Linked DNA regions of Homo sapiens: regions 1 and 2 are each linked to region 3. Evidence: chromatin loops called from intact Hi-C (ENCODE). Cell type or tissue: psoas muscle. All regions are shown on one strand.

The links. A loop is a pair of places that touch in the nucleus more often than their neighbours do. Peaks named below come from ENCODE experiments on the same cell type or tissue, not always from the same donor. Only the 100,000 strongest peaks of a DNase experiment are listed, where the experiment ranks them.
Region 1: it touches region 3 in a loop (3-fold over the local background); 21 of 110 quality-filtered maps call a loop at or near these places.
Region 2: a loop joins it to region 3, with 3 times the contacts of the local background. A loop is called at or near these places in 2 of 110 quality-filtered maps.

Annotation. Positions count from the first base shown.
Region 1 is chrX:120,364,356-120,366,855 of GRCh38, forward strand. ATP1B4 (ATPase Na+/K+ transporting family member beta 4) reads left to right here. Exons shown (of 8, transcript NM_001142447.3): 2 at 2,170-2,434. Among named protein-coding and RNA genes, the nearest start is that of ATP1B4, 3.5 kb to the left of the region's middle. In psoas muscle, a CTCF peak has its summit at 1,122 (motif pointing right); a DNase peak (open chromatin) is centred at 1,156; H3K4me3 peaks cover 1,433 bases; H3K27ac peaks cover 2,500 bases.
Region 2 is chrX:120,333,009-120,335,508 of GRCh38, forward strand. No RefSeq gene overlaps it. Among named protein-coding and RNA genes, the nearest start is that of TMEM255A, 23 kb to the left of the region's middle. In psoas muscle, a CTCF peak has its summit at 1,323; no DNase peak of the experiment used is centred here.
Region 3 is chrX:120,450,846-120,453,345 of GRCh38, forward strand. All of the region lies in intron 3 of LAMP2 (lysosomal associated membrane protein 2), which reads right to left. Among named protein-coding and RNA genes, the nearest start is that of LAMP2, 17 kb to the right of the region's middle. In psoas muscle, a CTCF peak has its summit at 1,537 (motif pointing left); no DNase peak of the experiment used is centred here; H3K27ac peaks cover 1,290 bases.

The DNA of each region.
Region 1 (2,500 bases), 86 kb before region 3:
GATATACATGACAGCTCAGTCAGGGTGACAAGCTCTGTGAGAGCATTCCCGCAGAGTCCTGCATCAGGAATTTTAAGTCAGGCAGGTATCACTGATATTTGGTTAGGACCCACTGGGTACTTAACTGTCAGCTTTACACTGTGGAGGGCCATCGAGAGGCTAGAAAATATGGAATCTCCCTCTGGGTGCTCAAAATGTAGTTTGGGAGTTTAAATGTGTGCATAGGTTCACACACAAGTGAAAGATATTTAAGAACAGGTATTAATCCATTCATCATTGAGTGATGAAGTTTATTTTCCTAAGCCTTACACTGTGAGCCTATGTCAGTCAGCCATCCTTGATTATAATAAGCACCTAAAATCTTTTTTTGTGTTTTTTTGAGACAATGTCTCACTCTGTCACCCAGGCTGGAGTACAGTGGCATGATCACAGCTCACTGCAGCCTTGACCTCCCAGGCTCAAGTGATCCTCCTGCCTCAGCCTCCTGAGTAGCTAGGACTACAGGTGCATGCCACCATGCCTGGTTAATTTTTTTTTAATTTTGTAGAGACAGGGTCTCACTATGTTGCTCAGGCTGTCATCAAACTCCTGGGTTCAAGTGATCCTCCTTTCTTGGCCTCCCAAAGTGTCGGGATTACAGGCTTGAGCCCTAAAATCGTTTAGGAACACAGAACCTAAGGCACTGTGCTTCATTAATCTACTAAGCTACCTCTAGGCACTTGTGCTCAATGTGATAGAGGAGAAACATCATTGTCCAGGGTATCAAGAGACATAGGTTCCGAGACCGTCAACTCTATCATGAATTTACTGCATGGTTTTGGCTAGATCCTGTCCCATCTCTGGGCCTCAGATGGATAAGTAAATCTTGAAGGTCTCTGTCGGTTCTGATGTGATATTTTATATAGAGCTGTACATTGGAACAAATTAGAGAGCAATTCAAGAGGGCTTATAATCAAGAGCTAGATAGTGCTGTGCAGACTGAATGCTGAGAGCTGAGCCTTGTCATTCTGTATCACTTGTACTGATTCTGAACAATCCAATTTGCTGAGCCCTCCTCCCCCCAACAAAGGCAGCATTTTTAGCAGGGTGCCCTCTAAATGGCCTTTGAGGAATCAGGCCGGGAGGGGGCAGCACAGAGCCCCTGGTCTCTAGTGTTTGACACATCCAACCCAACAGGTGCACAGCCCCGCAACTCTTCAGACTTGGACAGCAGAGAAGGGAGGGCAGCCTCATTTTCTGCTGCTGCAATAAGCCTTGGCAAACCCCCAAAGAGCAAAGATACAACTCTCTGGCCTGTGGCTGGGAGGCATTTGAAACACCACTTGGTGAAGTCTAGGTTTCTCTCTCCCTCTCTCTTTTTCAGTTTAATTTTCTTAGAACCACTCAGAGAAGATTACAGTTTCAAATCTCAAGTAATGGCTGCAATCAGTCAATCAACAAATATGTGCTGAGTATGTATTACGTGCCCAGCTTTTTGCCTAAGCATAGGGGGAGACTAAGGAAGCCCGGGGTTCCAGCTCTCAGATGGTCTTTCCAACCAATTTAAGGTAGGAAGAGATTCAAACTAGGGCAATAATCAGAGAAGCAGCTAATAACTGCCCATCTATTGTTTCTGTTGGGAAGGAAGGCTAAGTTTTGAGGAGGGGTACAGCAGTTGGCCTCTCCTCCTGATGTCCGTCCCAGGCTATTTTTAGACACAACTTGAAATGGTGAAGTTGAGCAGCTGAATGTGTACAGGGTGTTAGGATAAAGCTGGCTTGGACTGAAAGTTTGCTATCACAGACACAATGTCTAAGACTATTCCATCCTCTTCCTGTGTGAGCTCACCTCTACTCTGATAGGACAAGGTTAAGTGGGAGGTCAAGGCCCCAGAACAGAGTAGTGATATGAGCAGTCCTTGGAGAAGAGCCCAAATGCCTGAAGCTGAGAATAAAACTTGCACCTCTATGGAAAGAATACTGAGTCAAAATGGGTCATAGAAAGGATATTTCCTCCAAAAGAACTAGGGAGAAAGAAAATCCACCTCTTGTAACAACATGTATGTTTATGGGAAAGTGGAAATTTGAAGCATCTCCAAATATTGAGTCATTTCGATTTATTTTTGGCTGGTGGGATGCACCATTGTACATTTTTTTTCAAAAAGGGTATTGTGTTTTGTCACTGTTCCAGGATGATCCGGATGAAGCGAACCAGAACTACTTAGCAGATGAAGAGGAGGAAGCAGAAGAAGAGGCTCGGGTGACGGTGGTGCCCAAATCGGAGGAGGAGGAAGAAGAGGAGGAGAAAGAAGAGGAGGAAGAGGAGGAAAAGGAGGAGGAAGAGGGTCAAGGTCAGCCAACAGGCAATGCCTGGTGGCAGAAATTGCAGATCATGAGTGAATACCTGTGGGATCCAGAGAGAAGGATGTTTCTGGCCCGAACAGGTCAGAGTTGGAGTAAGTCCCAATAGTCCCAATGCCAAAGTCTGGTGTCCTTTGCTTTTGGTGTGGTGTTCAGGGCTC
Region 2 (2,500 bases), 120 kb before region 3:
GGGGAAGAACATTGCTCCACACATAGTGTAAAGCCCCGCCACCTCTATTAAATTCCGGAACATTATTTGGTAAACTGAAAGCTACTGTATTCCTGACATTGTTAAGAAAAAACTATCGATCCTTTTAGCACCCAGTGTTAGTATGTCCATCTTTTAGTACTTTTGGGGTTCTGGAAGCAACATATTCCTCAGTTTCAAATTTAATTAATTTCACTGATGTTGTTATTTGCAAATCAGCCCACCTTGAATGGATCCTTCTCCAACAAAAAGCCTAGAATCTGTCCAAATTCAAATCAACAGGCACTCCTGTTAGTGTCCTCAGAGACTCATTCACCATAGAAGCTTTAGCAACCTCCTCTCATGCCTTCTCGGGTCTCTGGACCACCTATGACGAACATAAGCAGTCCATAGGCTTCTGGTGCAAGAAACTGCACTGCCCTTCTCAGACCTGCACTATATACCATTAGGGCAGCAATTGCTGGCCACATACTGGGCTATCCTGAAAATCTAGGCTCTTGCAGCCCCTGTACCTGTAATCTTCTATACCCAGCTGCTCATTATGTCTTGTGTTATGGAAGCAGAACCTCACAAGCACAGCACAGCTACTGAGGCCTCTTTGCTACAGAGCAGAGCCAAACCTGGTCACTCTAGTAAATCTTACAGGAGGGACTGGCCTCCCTTATTCTCAGTCTTGTTGGATGCCATAATACTGGAGGAAGTCAGCCCTCTCCCAGGCCCTTGGCTACCTGAAGAACCTCCTTAGGATCAACTGAGTGATCAGCAATAGAAATTCATACACTTTATGGATGATATCTTGCCATCATACATGATGGAGTTCAGCAGAATGTTCCTGCTTTTCCATCCCTTAACCAGAATGTCCCTGAAAAGAATGGGACCCAAGAGTCAGCACAATTAGCCACACTTCAGGCAGTCATCTTAACATTGAATGCCCTGGCCAAAAAATAGTTCCATCTGGACATTTTTGCAAACTCTTGGTCCACTGCCTAAAAGTTGCCTCCTTTGGGGTAAAGAACTCTGGGAATCTCTTGCCTCATAGATACCCAATCTGTAAATCAAGGTCACACACATCTCTACATATACTAAGGCCACGATACATGGCCTTACCAGGATACTTCTTATCCCCTTTGGAGTTCCAGACATTTCTGATATTGGCAAAGGCCCTCATTTCGCTTCTCAGAATACACAATGCCGAGCTATTGAAGAAAGCATTCAATGGAACTTCTACCACCCCTATAGGTCTCAGGCAGCTGGTTTAATTGGAAGCATAATGGGTTCTTCAGAGAACTCTAATTTAATTTGCAAAGTGACAAATGGACACCCCACTGGGTGTCACTGTTGCCACAGACATTGATTAGTCTAAATTCATGCCCCCTGGGGACATGCCTTCCCTGTACCAATGTCACACAGGTCCCTCAAATGCCTTTATTGGCCATAAATGGGGATACCTCTAATGTTAATGTATTTTTGATGACCACCTCACCATGTACCCATCTTTCTTCTGGTCAAGTGCCTACTTTGCTTCCTAGGAATGTTCTGCTTCTATTCCCCCCAAAGTTGCAGTGATCAACAAGTTTAAACTGATGTCAAAACATCAAGGGGTCAGTTGTGATATAAATCCTAAAATTAATAGTAAGTGCTGCCTTGACATCTAGAAAAATCAGGAAGGTCTCAAATAGCCTAACCACAAGTTCCCTTCCCCATTCTGCTCCTACTGATAAGGTCCCCTAGCCAAAAAGCTCTCCTTATCACAGGGATCAGACACAGTTGTTATTTATCACTGAGTAGCAGGCCTCAGTCCCTGCCAGCCCATGTCATTATTCAAATGAGCCAATCACATTCTTCTGTGGGAACCAAGGATCACCTTATCCTCTTGATATTACAAAGTCTGCCTCCCACAGACCCTGCTTGTTCACTCTGGTCCCAAACACAAGCGCCTTGTGGTCTTGCATGGCATGTGTCTTCCTCCCCTGGGTCGTGGGTATATGTGACTAAAAAACTGCTGTTGATCTCATTTGTTCAGTGTCAGGTGTCTTCAGCCATCTCCATAACCCTAGGTTGGAGATCCATCCTTCACCAATGGGGTAAAGAAGTGATTATCAAAACAAAGAGTAACAAAGAAAAAATACACTGATATTGTCTTTTATATTTACTATGTAGTTAAATTTACTGGTTTATTTGCTTTTTCATGTAGATTCGAGTTGCTATCGCCTGCTTTTTCACTGTGGCCAGAAAACCCCCACTTTAGGATTTCTTGTAGGCACGTCTGCCAGCAACACTCTCAGTTTTTGTTTATCTGAGAATGTCTTAATTTCTTTTTCATTTTTAAAGAGTTGATTTGCTGGCTGTAGAATTCTTAGTTGACAATACTTTTATTTCAGCACTTTTAGTATGTCATCTTACTGCCTTCTGGTGTCCATGGTTTCTGATGAGAAATTAGCTGTTAATCTTGTTGAGTAACCCTTCTATCTAATGAGTCACT
Region 3 (2,500 bases):
TCTTTATAGATATATAATCTTTATATATATATATGTATATGTAGAGCCTTTTAAAAAACCCTTATTATATACGTAACTTATATATATATAATTTTTTTTTGAGATGGAGTCTTGCTCTGTTGCCCAGGTTGGAGTGCAGTGGCATGATATGAGCTCACTGCAACCTCCACCTCCTAGGTTCAAACGATTCTCATGCCTCAACCTCCCAAGTAGCTGGAATTACAGGTGCACGCCACCACGCCCAGCTAATTTTCGTATTTTTAGTAGAGATGGGGTTTCACCATGTTGGTCTCGAACTTCTGACCTCAGGTGATCTGCCTGCCTTGGCCTCCCAAAATGCTGGGATTACAGGCACGAGCCACCACACCTGGCCAGTACATTTCTATATTTTAATCACGAAAAAAATTTAAAAAAGAAAAAAGCAGCTTCAATGTTACTTCAGTTATCAGATGCCTAAAAATAAATTAGTAGTTTTTTATTTTTATTTTTTGAGACAGAATGTCGCTATGTTGCCCAGGCTAGTCTCACACTCCTGAGCTCAAGCGATCTGCCTGGCCTTCCAAAGTGTTGGGATTACAGGCGTTGAGTCACTGCACCTGGCCTAAATTAGTTTTTTTTGTTGTTGTTGGGGGTGGGTAAGGAAGGGTCTCCCTCTGTTGCCCAGGCTAGAGTGCAGTGGCGTAATCTTGGCTCACCGCAACCTCCGCCTCCCAGGTTAAAGCGATTCTCCTGCTTTAGCCTCCTGAGTAGCTGGGATTACAGGCACGCACCACTACCACCCGGCTAATTTTTGTATTTTTAGTAGAGACAGGGTTTCACCATGTTGGCCAGGCTGGTCTCAATCTCCTGACCTCCAATGATCCACCAGCCTCAGCCTCCCAAAGTGCTGGGATTACAGGTGTGAGCCACTGCGCCCAGCCATAAATTAGTATTCTTGAAACACTGAACTATATCAAAAACAATTATTAATAGTCCATTTCAGGAAGCCATTTAACATTCCAAATAGTTTCAAATATTATTATATAGAAGGTAGTAATTTAAAAAGTAATCCTCCCTTTGTTTTAAATAAAAGGGGAAAGAGAGAAGTGTTAACATTTCAGGGTCCATAGTTTTTCTATCCAAATATGTCAGATTAAACACCTCCTCCTAATAACTGCTAACAACTGATGCCCCTGTAGTCCAGGCATTTATTACATCAGCCCTTGATTACTATAACAGCTTCTTAAGCCAGCATCTCTGCTTGTAGCCTCCTCACTTCTCAACTAATCCTGCAGAATATTCTTTATAAGCTACTGTCTCTGCTTTTGTTATATCATTCTCCTGCTTTAAAAACCTAAAATGATTCCCCAGTGCCTGCCCCATCAAGCTAAATGTCTTTCCTTGGCTTCCAAGGCCCCCTATAATTTAGGCCCACTTCATTTAGCCAACTTTATTTTCCTTCTGCTACACACACAGCCTGATTTAATCAGGCAGCTCTCCAATTACTGCCGCATATGCTATGCTTCCCCCTGCTGGAAACATCCTGCTCAAAATCCTCCGCTTACTCAAATTCTACCATTAGCTGAGTTTCAGCTCAGGTCCTACTTCTCTACCAAGCTTTCTCACTACTCTAACACACACTGAGCCTTCCTTTATCACTCCTCCTAATCAGGACCACTTGTGGGAACACGGGAACACTTTTAAATCAGCCAGTCTTTTCTTTTTCTTTTCTTTTTTTTTTGAGACAGGGTCTCTCTCTCTCTGTCACCCAGGCTGAGTGTAGTGGTGGGATCACAGCTCACTGGAGCCTCAACCTCCTGGGCTCAAGCGATCCTCCACCCTAGCCACCCAGGTAGCTGGGACCACAGGCACACGCCACCACACCTGGCTTTTTTTTTTTTTTTTTTTTTGTAGAGACAAAGTCTTAATATGTTGCCCAGGCTAGTCTTGAACTCCCTGGCTCAAGTGATCAGCCTGCCTCGGCCACCCAAAGTGCTGGGATTACAGGCATGAGCTACCATTCTCGACCTAAATCAGGCACTCTTAACCACAGGGATCTACATATGGGTTCAGGGACTATGTTCCATATGCAAAGTTTACTGTGTACTTTTTCTTTTTTGAGAGGGAGTCTAAAGTTTTCCTCACACTGTCAGAAGAGATTTATGAACCCTCTACTCCCTCAAACAAAAACGCAAACAACAACAACAAAATCAGACTGAGCTCAATGTTTTCCAATTTTTCCATGTAACTCGGGAATAGCATTTAGCTTTGTCTCCCCAGCTCATTCTTAGGCTACTTGAAAGTGAGGGGCATATCTTATACTAGCTCTGAAAGGCAAAACAGGGCACAAAGATAAACTGATAAGATAGCCAATAACCATTTGCTTTAGTTATACTCTCAAACTAAGAGATTAGTAAAAAGAACACTAGGATTTGATTTCCAAGTCTCATTCTGCAATACCTCCCAAATTTTACGTGAGCTTATTTACTTCTGGTTCTTTCGAATAGGATCTTTTGACATC